2 separate regions of the Homo sapiens genome follow, and region 2 is linked to region 1. A link is a contact called in ENCODE Hi-C or POLR2A ChIA-PET data. All regions are on one chromosome and are shown on one strand. The core of a region is the stretch at or near the end of the contact, and the rest is flanking DNA. Distances in the headings are between cores, read along the strand shown. Region 1 holds the start of USP28 (ubiquitin specific peptidase 28). Region 2 overlaps CADM1 (cell adhesion molecule 1).

Region 1 (5,065 bases), core at 2,402-4,901:
CCTTGTAACCCCTTTGTTTTGGCCAATTTCTCCCATTGGGAACTGCTGTATTTACCCAATACCTGTACCCCCATTGTATCTAGGAAATAACTAGCTTGCTTTTAATTTTACAGGTTCATAGGCAGAAAGGACTTGCCTTGTCTCAGATGAGACTTTGGACTGCGGACTTTTGGGTTAATGCTGAAATGAGTTAAGACTTTGAGAGGCTGTTGGGAAGGCATGATTGCTTTTGAAATGTGAGGACCTGAGATTTTGAGGGGCCAGAGGTGGAATGATATGGTTTGGCCGTGCCCTCACCCAAATCTCAACTTGAATTTTATCTCCCAGAATTCCCACGTGTTTGTGGGTGGTACGCATGGGGAGGTAATTGAATCATGAGGGCCGGTCTTCCCGTGCTATTTTTGTGATTGTGAATAAGTCTCATGAGATCCAACGGGTTTATCAGAGGTTTCCACTTTTGCTTCTTCCTCATTTTCTCTTGCTGCTGCCATGTAAGAAGAGCCTTTCACCTCCCGCCATGATTCTGAGGCCTCCCCAGCCATGTGGAACTGTGAGTCCAATTAAACCTCTTTCTTCTGTAAATTGCCCAGTCTTGGATATGTCTTCATCAGCAGCGTGAAAACGGACTAATACTTTTTTTTTTTTTTTGGTATTTCCTGTATAGATGGAGTTTTGCCACATTGCCCAGGGTAGTCTCCAACTCCTGAGCTCATGTGATCTGCCCACCTCAGCCTCCTAAACTGCTGGGATTACAGGCATGAACCTGTGATTGGCCTAGGTCTGCTGGTCTTTTAAGAAAATTTTAATGAAGGTTGGGCACGGTGGCTCATGCCTGTAATCCCAGCACTTTGGGAGGCAGAGGCAGGTGGATCACAAGGTTAAGAGTTGGAGACCAGCCTGGCCAACATGGTGAAACCCTGTCTCTACTAAAAATTAGCCAGGCGTGGTGGTGCATGCCTTAGTCCCAGGGGAGTCTGAGGCGCCTGTAGTCCCTCGGGAGTCTGAGGCAGGAGAGCTGCTTGAACCCGGGAGGCAGAGGTTTCAGGGAGCTGAGATCACACCACTGCACTCCAGCCTGGGCGACAGAACGATACCCCGTCTCAAAAAAAAAAAAAAAAAAAGAAAATTTTAATGAATAAGGGTAATATGGTTTGGCTCTGGGTCCCCACCCAAATCTCATGTCGAATTGTATTCCCACTTGCCAGGGGAGGGACCTGGTGGGACATGATTAGATTATGGGGTGGATTTCCCCCATGCATTTCTCATGATAGTGAGTTCTTATGAGATCTTTGTGTGTGTGTGTGTGCGGGGGGTCGGGGGGGACACTTCTTTTGTTCTATCTCTCCTACTCTGCCATGGTGAGACATGCCTGCTTCCCCTTTGCCTTCCACCACGATTGTACGTTTCCTGAGGCCTCCCAGTCTTGCTTCCTGTTATGCCCCTGAGTCAAACCTCTTTTCTTCATAACTTACCCAGGCTCAGGTAATTCTTTATGGCAGTGTGAGAACAGACTAATACAAAGGATTATAGGTTTTGACAGCACTTACACACAATAAACATGCAATTTCCTAAAATGAATGTGTAAAGACAAATAAGGGTTGCTCCAGAGACATGGTAAATAAAGCATTCTAGCAGTGTAGAAATAGGCAATGCTGTAAATAAGCTAGACTCAGAAATCAATGTGGGCTGGGCGTGGTGACTCATGTCTGTAATCCCCAAATTTTGGGAGGCCAAGGCAGGAGGATTGCTTGAGACCAGAAGTTTGAGACCATCCTGGGCAACACAGTGAGATCCCATCTCCATAAAAAAGACACAAAAATTAGTTGGGCATGGCACATGCATGAAGTCCCTGCTGCTTCAGAGGCTGAGGCAGTTGGACTGCTTGAGCCCAGGAATTCAAGGCTGCAGTGAGCCATGATCTCACTACTGTATTTCAGTCTGGGTGACAGAGTGAGACCCTGTCTCAAAAAAAAAAAAAAAAAAAAAGAAAACCAGCATCAACCTGAAATCAACCTGTTCTACAGTGACACCCAGGTTGAGGCCATAAACACAGTCACTCATGAGGAAAGGAAAAATGGCAGAGCCACATACATAAAATGTCCTACTACTCGCAGACACAAACACAGTCAGCCTGTTGAATGTGGAAGATTCCAAGTTAGTATCACCGCAGCCATGCCAATCTGCCAGTTAATCTGCCAGGGGAAGCGGATCCCTGTATCTCCAGGTGGTGGAAGTTGCAGGAGTCCTAGTTCAGGCCTCAGAGAGTAATCTGGCCTCTCCTGGGAGCTGCACCTGACCTGTACCTGTTTCCTTTTGTCAAAAACTGCGCCCGCATGCAGACTAGGGAGGCCTGCAGGTGAAACATAACAATCCCAGCGACAACAATGCCAGGAGTATAGGAAAGGCCACCGTCCATGTTAAATTCACACTTAAAAGTGTAGCTTGAGAGTCAGACCAGACCAGGGCAAGGGTGTAGGTGCTACTCTTAAAAGACGCGCTTCCACACTCAGCCTCTACGCAGATTTGGGACACCCAGCAGCCTGTCAAGTGGGTTTGCCATCATAACACATTTGTATCTTAAATGTGAAACATGGTTCAGTAATCACAATTCCCACACAGTTGTTGAAAATACAATTCAGGCCTGGCGCGGTGGCTCACGCCTATAATCCCAGCATTATGGAAGGCCGAGACGGGCGGATCACCTGAGGTCAGGAATTCGAGGCCAGCCTGGGCAACATGGTGAAACCCTGGGTGTGGTACAGCGTGCCTGTAATCCCAGCTACTCAGGAGAATCGCTTGAACCCAGGAGGCGGAAGTTGCAGTGAGCCGAGACCGTGCGGCTGCACTCCAGCTTGAGGGGACAGAGTGAGACTCCGTCTCAAAAAAAAAGAAAAAAAAAAAAACAAACCGAAACCAACCAAACAAAAAACAATTCAATAGGAGCACCTGGTCTTTTAACATGAAATCGTAAATATCTGGCTCAAACGTAACAAAGTAACACAAAATTTTAGTTTGAACTTCTGAAAATCGAAAATGGAAAAACTGCAATTTTCCTTATCATGCCCAGGTTAAGAGCATCAGGGTTAAGGGCACCAAGCGGGACACCCATGAACGGAGGCTTTGGTCCGTTTGGTTAGCTTTAGACAAGCGACTGCATTCATCCTCCTTCTCTCCTTAAAGATGGTGAACACTTCTTCATGTCATTGGAGTTGGAAATGGCTACAAAGCCTGATGGGAAATCCTTTATTCCACGGTCATTCGGCAGTTTCCCACGGCGGGGGAACAGTTTTAACTCGCCCGTGGGGAGGGTGGAGCCGGAGGTCAGTCCTACAAATGAGGTTTTGAGGGCAGAGAGCGGAGAAGACTCAGGAACGCGGCTCCCAGGATTCGCAAACCCAGTTCCCGGACACTGGCAGCGCGGCCCGCAGCCTCCACCGGCTGTGAAGCTGACCAACAGCGACAGGCGGGGCCGGGATCACGTGACCGACGTCTGGTCAGCCGGGCGTGCGCGGGAGCACGCAGAACTGTTCGGCCCCGGGCCGCGCGCCTTGCGTGCGCGCGCATGCCGGGGGCGGGGCATGTGGGCCAAGCCTCCGGCGCGCGCTGCGGGCGGGGGCGGGACGGAGCGGGGTGGAGGGCGGGGGCGGGGCCTAGTCCTGAGAGGCTGGGCCGGCGGCGGCTGCGGCGGGAGACCGGTGACCCGCGGCTGGGCGCCTCGGCCATGACTGCGGAGCTGCAGCAGGACGACGCGGCCGGCGCGGCAGACGGCCACGGCTCGGTGGGCTCCGCGGCGGCGAGCGGGAGCTGGGGGCGGGCTCCAGGCCCTGAGGGGAGCGTGCGGGGCCTGCAGGGCTGCGGGTTGCGGGCTGCGGAGGGCGCCCCGGCCGGGCGGGACAGGGGGTGCGCCCGCCAGCGTGGGTGAGAAGGCCAAGGGCTCTGCGGGGCTCGGGCCGCGGAGATTGAGGACTGCATCTTCGCGTCCGTGGGCGAGCTGAAGTTGTAGGGGGATTTCCAGATTTTGGAAAACCAAATATAAAGGGCTGGACGTGGGGTTCTCCGCCGCAGGGATCAGTAAGGTGAGCCCTCCTGGGCCCCGTCCGGGGTGAGAAACTTCCGAAAGCGGCAGCGTTGGTTGGTTTTGTTTTGCTTTGACTTTTAAATCAGTTTTATGGCGGCGTTTTTAAAAGGTTAAAGCAGACCGAAGTTATCTCACTTAAAGTCCGGAATTAATCACCGTCTTCTATAAGACCAGGGGTCCCAGTTACCACCACTTCCCTCCCTCCCAACCCGGCTTTAAAAACAAAACAGCGCAGCCTCCCCAATTATTGCCTTCATCGCTCTAGATTTTTAAGGAGGGGGAGGAGCTGCGTGATGAATAGAAAGTCTACTGATGATGATCTCCTGTTCCCAATGTCTAAGAAGATTGAAATCAATATAAGGACTTCTGATCTAAGAATCTGGTGAGAGTGAAAGAACCCTGGTTTGAGAGAAAAGCTAATGTCTGTATGAAGAAACTTGGGAAGAGGGCAATTTGAGCATGTCTTCTAGTGTTACTTCGGAATGTTATAACTTAACACCACCTCCTCACCCCTCAAGTACTGCACTTTTTCAAGAGAAAACGGGAAATCTGTGCCAGTTGTTCAAATACGAGTTTGGAGATGAGAAACTATATTTGTCGTACAAAGCTGGCAGACAGATACCCTCAGGTGAGAATCCTTTTATACCTTTTTACTCTTTTGTCTGGAAGGCCAGTAGTATTTAGCATGGAGACACTTTTTTTTTTTTTTTTTTTTTTTTTTCGACAGAGTCTCCCTCTGTTGCCTAGGCTGGAGTGCTGTGGCGCGATGTCGGCTCACTGCATCCTCCGCCTCACCCTCCTGAGTAGCTGGTATTACAGGTGCTTGCCACCGGCCCGGCTAATTTTTGTATTTTTAGTAGAGTCGGGGTTTCACCATATTGGTCAGGCTGGTCTCAAACTCCCGACTTAAGGTGATTCGCCCGCCTCGGCCTTCCAGAGTGCTGGGATTACAGGCGTGAGCCACCGCGCCCAGTCTGGACGCACTTT
Region 2 (5,554 bases), core at 2,638-5,137, 1.3 Mb before region 1:
GGATCATTGGCCCCTTTAAAAACCCTTTGATAGCTATAGACCTGGAAAAGATGAATACAATCACATATTCACCATATTCTACTTACAATCTAAGGAGTCCATTTACCCCTCAGGGTTTTCCTAAATTCAGTTATTTGAGGACCACTTTCACAAATTTGCCATGTTCATGCATCATCTGTATTTTTACCTGATTTAGAATTTTTCTTTAAGTCACTTTATTGCTTTATCCTAACCAGGGCCTATGTAAAAATATCTATTAAATTACACATTTCATTTGTTATATATAGTGTCTAATAAGCTTTAAAATAAATGTACAACTAATATTTTTCAATGTCCTTTCCTTTGTCACCTAAAAAGATTTCTTATGTTCTCGGTGAGAAACAATAGGTTATCACTAGGAAATACTGATCCCATTCATGGACCTCAGAGTCTACTCCGAGTAAATAAGGCTACCTTGGGGGCAAATCTAATCTGATACTATTGGTATTAAATATGCTCACTTGTTTAAGCCTGGCTGATTTTACACCATGAAGGTTTATGGAAACCTCTCTTTATCCCCATCTAAGATGAATGGATGTTAACCAGGACATGAATAGGGTTAAATGACAGATCATGGATTTGAATTCTACATCAAGTAATTTTTAAAAAATACTATTAAAAAGGAAATGAAATAATGAAAACCTGCGTTATATGTCATTAAATATCTTACTTTAAGTAAGACAGGGAAAAAAGAGAGGAAGGATAAAAAGAAAGGAAGTGTTGCACCTCTGTCCTTAAAATGGAGTGCTACCATATGGCATAGAAGACAAGGCTTGAGCTGCAACTTGGAATTGCTTTTGTCTTGTGGATTTAAGTCCTAATTAATTGAACCAGGATTTTGCAGTGTTTGTTTGTTAGGACCCTTATTTGTGATACCAGGAGAAATTGTTGTGCCCAATTATGTGAAAAATCAGCCAGATGTGTATGCTGTCATACTTTTAATAATCCTTAAGTTTTTGGTGAGTACAGATATTAATTGTGTAGTATGCATTGAAGTGATTAACATCAATGTAATTTATCATCTGGAGATTTCTGAACATAAATAAATGAGTTGTTTTGTTCAGCAAGGTGTTGACCCCTTCAGAATCAGTGAATTAAAGTCCCCCCCCCTTTTTTATTATAAATATGAAAGGCACCACAATCAGCCAAGTGTTCAGTTATTTGATTTTCTGGGGCATTAGCCGCTCTTGTTTGTGACATTTCCCTGTTGGGTGCTCGTTTGCAAGCTCATTAATAAGGTTTTCTCATAGGAACGTTGCCGGGAATGAAGAACATACAGTAGGTCTCTTAGTTTTCTAGCTTTCATTCTGAGACTCAGCAAGGGTACAGCAGCAGCACACAGTTAAATGTTTAAAACAGAAAATAATTATGCTCCCAAGCTGGAAGAGCTCAAAGCTCTCTTTCCTTAGATGTTATGCAGAGAACAGTTTTGCTTTTTAATGTTCCGAGCTGTATGACCCTAAAATCTTTCAGTGCATTTTTTTCTTGCGAATGTCTGTACAGGTGGTGGTGCCCAAATTTACAACATGGTTGATTATAGCAGAGTGTGATACAATTGTAGCACGGTTAGTAGAGCTTCAGATCTGAGGGAATGTACTCTTGTCAAATAAAAGCCTGTTTAAATGGGAACAGTTCACTGTCTGAGCGTTAAGAGAAAACTGTCTAAATAGCATCAAGGTGGCAACACATAGCGACATAAGCTGGGAATTCAAAGAAAAGCTGTGACCCTCAGTATGGAATTCAGATTGCTTTGCACAAGGGAGGAAAGCCTTCCTCTGGACTGGGGTGAATATGAAGCTCTTGAATTACTGCTGTGTGGCTTCTGCTTTCACCCATCATAGCCTTGCTCTTTAAAATGTTTGGCAAAAATCCTCATTTTTTGAGGGTTTTGTGTTTGTGCATATTTTAAAAAAAGAAAGAAAACTCAGAGATGAGTTTTGAAAAGAAGAATGAAAACAAAGACTCTAGAAATGGGTGCTTGAATGCCATGCCTGCTCTGATTATCATCTGACAGTTAATTGTATACGTGGGCATCATTTTCAAAATGAGTTTTATTGACTGAATGTAGCTAGGTATTTTATAAATCCATAGCCCTGTTCATCCAAGGTCCAGAGAAGGGTAGATTTTTTTTTTTCTTTCATTCCCTCAACTGGAGGAAAATTGGGCATTGAGGAGATGATCAAAACCTGTTCTTTATCTGTGCCAAAATAAATGTTTCTCTGGTATCGATAGTGCCCTGCATTGAAGGAGAGAGGAAAACCTGGAAATCAGAAAATCTTTCCTATTTGGAGTGGAGGATAACACTTAGTTCCCAAGAGCAGCTTCTATGTCAAATCCTCTCCCTCATCAATTCTGTTTCCAGGTTGTATTCTTCAGAGCATAATAGCTGGCGTTTTCAGATTTGGCCTGTTTCTCTCTGATCTCCAGTCTCTCTCTCTCTCTCTCTCTCTTTTTTTTTTTTTTTTAAACGGAATACGCTCTTCCTCCCACTCTCCCTTTTATTTTTTTTTTAAAGCAGTGAATTGAGTTTCAGGGAGGTTATTTTAGTATTTATGATTCCTTATGAGAAATAATCAAGGAATGAAGAACCCCGATTGAAGCTAATTTTTTAACCTATTATTTCTTTGTGTTAACACAGAGTAGTGTTGGTTCCAAGTTCCTGATATTATAAGGACTATAGATTGTTAGTGATACAATCTGCAGTACCAAAAGTGTCAAGAGGCTGAGTAACCAGTATTCAAAATACAAAGAGTGAGTGTTGGGCAAATACATCGTGAGCAAGACTGGAATAACCCTTAAGGGAAAAGCCTTTGCCTTTATACCTGCCTTCTGAATGCATACCCTGCAGAAAGAGGCCTGTTTTACTAAGAACCACCTCCTCTCATCTCACTGACCTTAATGTATTTGTAAAAGATGTGTCTGTGTGGCTGTGGACATTGAATACTTACATAGTGAAACCAGTCTTCTAATGCACATACTTCACTTAATGGTTTTTAACTCAAGGTTAAATTTTGATTGTGTGGAAGGTTAAATAGTTGTGAAGCTGGCATCTAAAAATCTAAAAGGAATGGTCAAACAACATCCTTTCTGATTTCCTGTAAGACACCACTTAGAGACACATCGGAAGTGCTAAATAAATGTATGGTGAAGTGGAAATATGTAAAGCAGAACACCTGGGCTGAACCTCTGATTTGGGCGGCTGGATTGACCTTCCAAAAGAAAAACAAAATTATATTCTGTGATGAGGACTAACGGGAACTCGTGATCTGATTTTATTTATTTTTTAATCAGTAGTAAAGGTGGAAGGAGAAGTCCATGCCCCAATGTTTCTTCACTTTCTCATTCACTTATTCCTTCATTCATTCATCCAGCAACTATGTCTTGAATGCTTACTGTGTGCCAGTCCCTGGCACCGTTCTAGTTACCAAGACTTCAAGAAACAGAACAAAACAAAACAAAAAAACCCCTCTCTTGTTACAGAGGGAAGATTCTTGTACAGAAAATCTTGCTATAGGGATTTTCTTGCCCAGTGTTTGCTTACAAATGATGAGAATTGCTTCCAAGACATGGAAGAATATTCTGTGAGTATGTACCCCCATTTAAAAAGCAGTGGGAACAAAGCTTTCTGCCACCACACCATGGGATCAAATTTGATTCTTTTTTGTAAACAGTAATTCTAATACCCACAAACCTACCTGAAAGTTGCAGCAAGAGAAGACTGCATTCTACTGTGGTATTGGTCTTACGTCAGTCCCACCAGATTTGACTCATCCCACTCACAATCGTTCAGCCCTCTTCAGGAAGCCCAGTTTCAGTACTATGAGTCATAACAACAGATGTAACAGCAGGAGGTTCTTCACCTTGCAAACAAACAAAATAAACGGCAGTGAAAATTATTCATGAATGTATTATGACAATAGAAAGCAAATATTTTGCAAGATGTTCTCTTTAACTCCTCTGAGAGCTCTGTGTGACTCCGTTCATTCACCAATCCCAGTCACCTGGCATTGCTAGACATTGCCCTCCTTTAGTTGCAAAGCTGTCCTCCCCCAACAATTTAGACAGCCATATTGTAGGGGTTGATTCTTGCTTTGAGCTCAAACAGCTTCTAACACTCACCAAATCTCAGGTTAATCTTTGCATTGTCGTTCTACTCCAAACTCCAATAATCCTCCATGATTGACAAAGACTCTTCAGTCAATGCTTCCTCACTTGAATGCACAGGGGCTGACCCAGACCCGCTACCCAGACATTCTGATATCATCTGTGCTCATGCTGCCCTTGAGTTCTCCCTGGTAGGACTTGAAACAATTAGCACTTGATCCACAAGCATCAAATCCCCATACTCCTTGGTGTTTCAGAATATTGGGTGAAATCTAAGTAAGAAACATGAAGAAGAGCCTGTGTCCCAAATGCAGTTGCAGAAACAGATTTGCACTCAAGCCCCTGGACCTAGTTGCATTGAGCACATCAAAGAAAATATGACACCTGCATTTCCTGATTTAGAAATTCTTAGGAAGAGAGGGAAGGTTGTGGGGACTCCAGGGATAATAGGTCTCCCGCTGGCATGTCTCCTGCCAGGGTATGAGGATGCCTTTTCCACTGACTCAGCTCTGCTCCTCTCTGCTACCCTGGAAGGGTGACATCCCAGTCATGAAGAAACTGCAAAGTACCTTTTTCTAAATAAAGGAATGCAAAGACCTGATACGTTAGTGTTTGGACCTACAGAGGAGACTGTGTCTTTTCATTTACATAGGAAACTGAAATACAGGTTCAGAATCTTGAGTTTCATCTTCTGAAAAGATCACAGAATGTGGTGCAAGGTCAGACTGGCATGAAATCAATTGTAATCTGCCAGCAACCCATTCCAACCTCTTTAAGAGTTTCCTTTTATATATTTTTTCCCTTTATAGAGAGAGCAAAGTACATTTAAAGAAAGTCTCATCAAATCAGAATGTCTTTCTAATATTATTTTTTTAATTGGTTGCTACTGTAGTGTGACCTAAAGCCTCCTGGTGTTTAACCCTCTGTGCAACTTTGACTAATGAACAAATTTGTCTGCTATAGCAGTCTTGCTAAATGTCTTTTACAGGGTTTAAAAAAATTCACAGTGTATTATGAAAACCTCAGATCCCTCGACCTAATTGATTGGCTGTTGATGATGCCATGTCTATAACTGTAATGTTCTTTAAGTGTACAGACCTAACTATTTTTCTTATTTTTATATAGCAGTTCCATTTTATAATGACATTAAGCCATTCTGAGTGATACATTTCTGGGCAGTTATTGCACTTGGGTAGAAAGTATCGTCTGGCTTTTGGCCTCATGCCTTACAACACCAACCGAGGCGTAAAATGATCCCCCAGAAAATGTACTAGGCTTTACCTCATTACTTAAAAATAAATCTTGGAGGCTGGTTCTGTTTCAGAAAAGGTTTGGTGGGTTATAACATTTGATTTATGAACATAATTAAAATATAAATGATGAGCTCTGGGCTATTCAATCAGCCATCTGG

What was found. A loop is a pair of places that touch in the nucleus more often than their neighbours do. ChIA-PET counts read pairs that join two places held with the same protein, here RNA polymerase II (POLR2A). Pooled maps may share reads with other maps.
Region 2: a map with no recorded cell type shows a loop between it and region 1 (11-fold over the local background). The contact joins the enhancer-like site here to the promoter of USP28 in region 1. A Hi-C loop is called at or near these places in 2 of 37 single-sample maps with no recorded cell type and 4 of 50 pooled maps. POLR2A ChIA-PET finds 5 or more read pairs at or near these places in 2 of 52 experiments (AG04450 and GM12878).

The regions. Positions count from the first base shown.
Region 1 is chr11:113,874,158-113,879,222 of GRCh38, reverse strand. USP28 (ubiquitin specific peptidase 28) reads left to right here and starts at 3,651. Exons shown (of 26, transcript NM_001346252.4): 1 at 3,651-3,778. The coding sequence starts at 3,722. RefSeq lists enhancers at 2,431-3,092, 3,143-3,392, 3,382-3,676 and silencers at 3,413-3,572, 3,593-3,952.
Region 2 is chr11:115,220,909-115,226,462 of GRCh38, reverse strand. The region is part of intron 5 of CADM1 (cell adhesion molecule 1); the gene reads left to right. Among named protein-coding and RNA genes, the nearest start is that of CADM1-AS1, 170 kb to the left of the region's middle. RefSeq lists an enhancer at 3,115-3,923. Within about 2 kb of position 3,887, at least 6 of the 41 ENCODE cell types and tissues checked have a DNase peak (open chromatin) inside an H3K27ac peak, as active enhancers do; they include GM12878, where a contact is called at or near this core.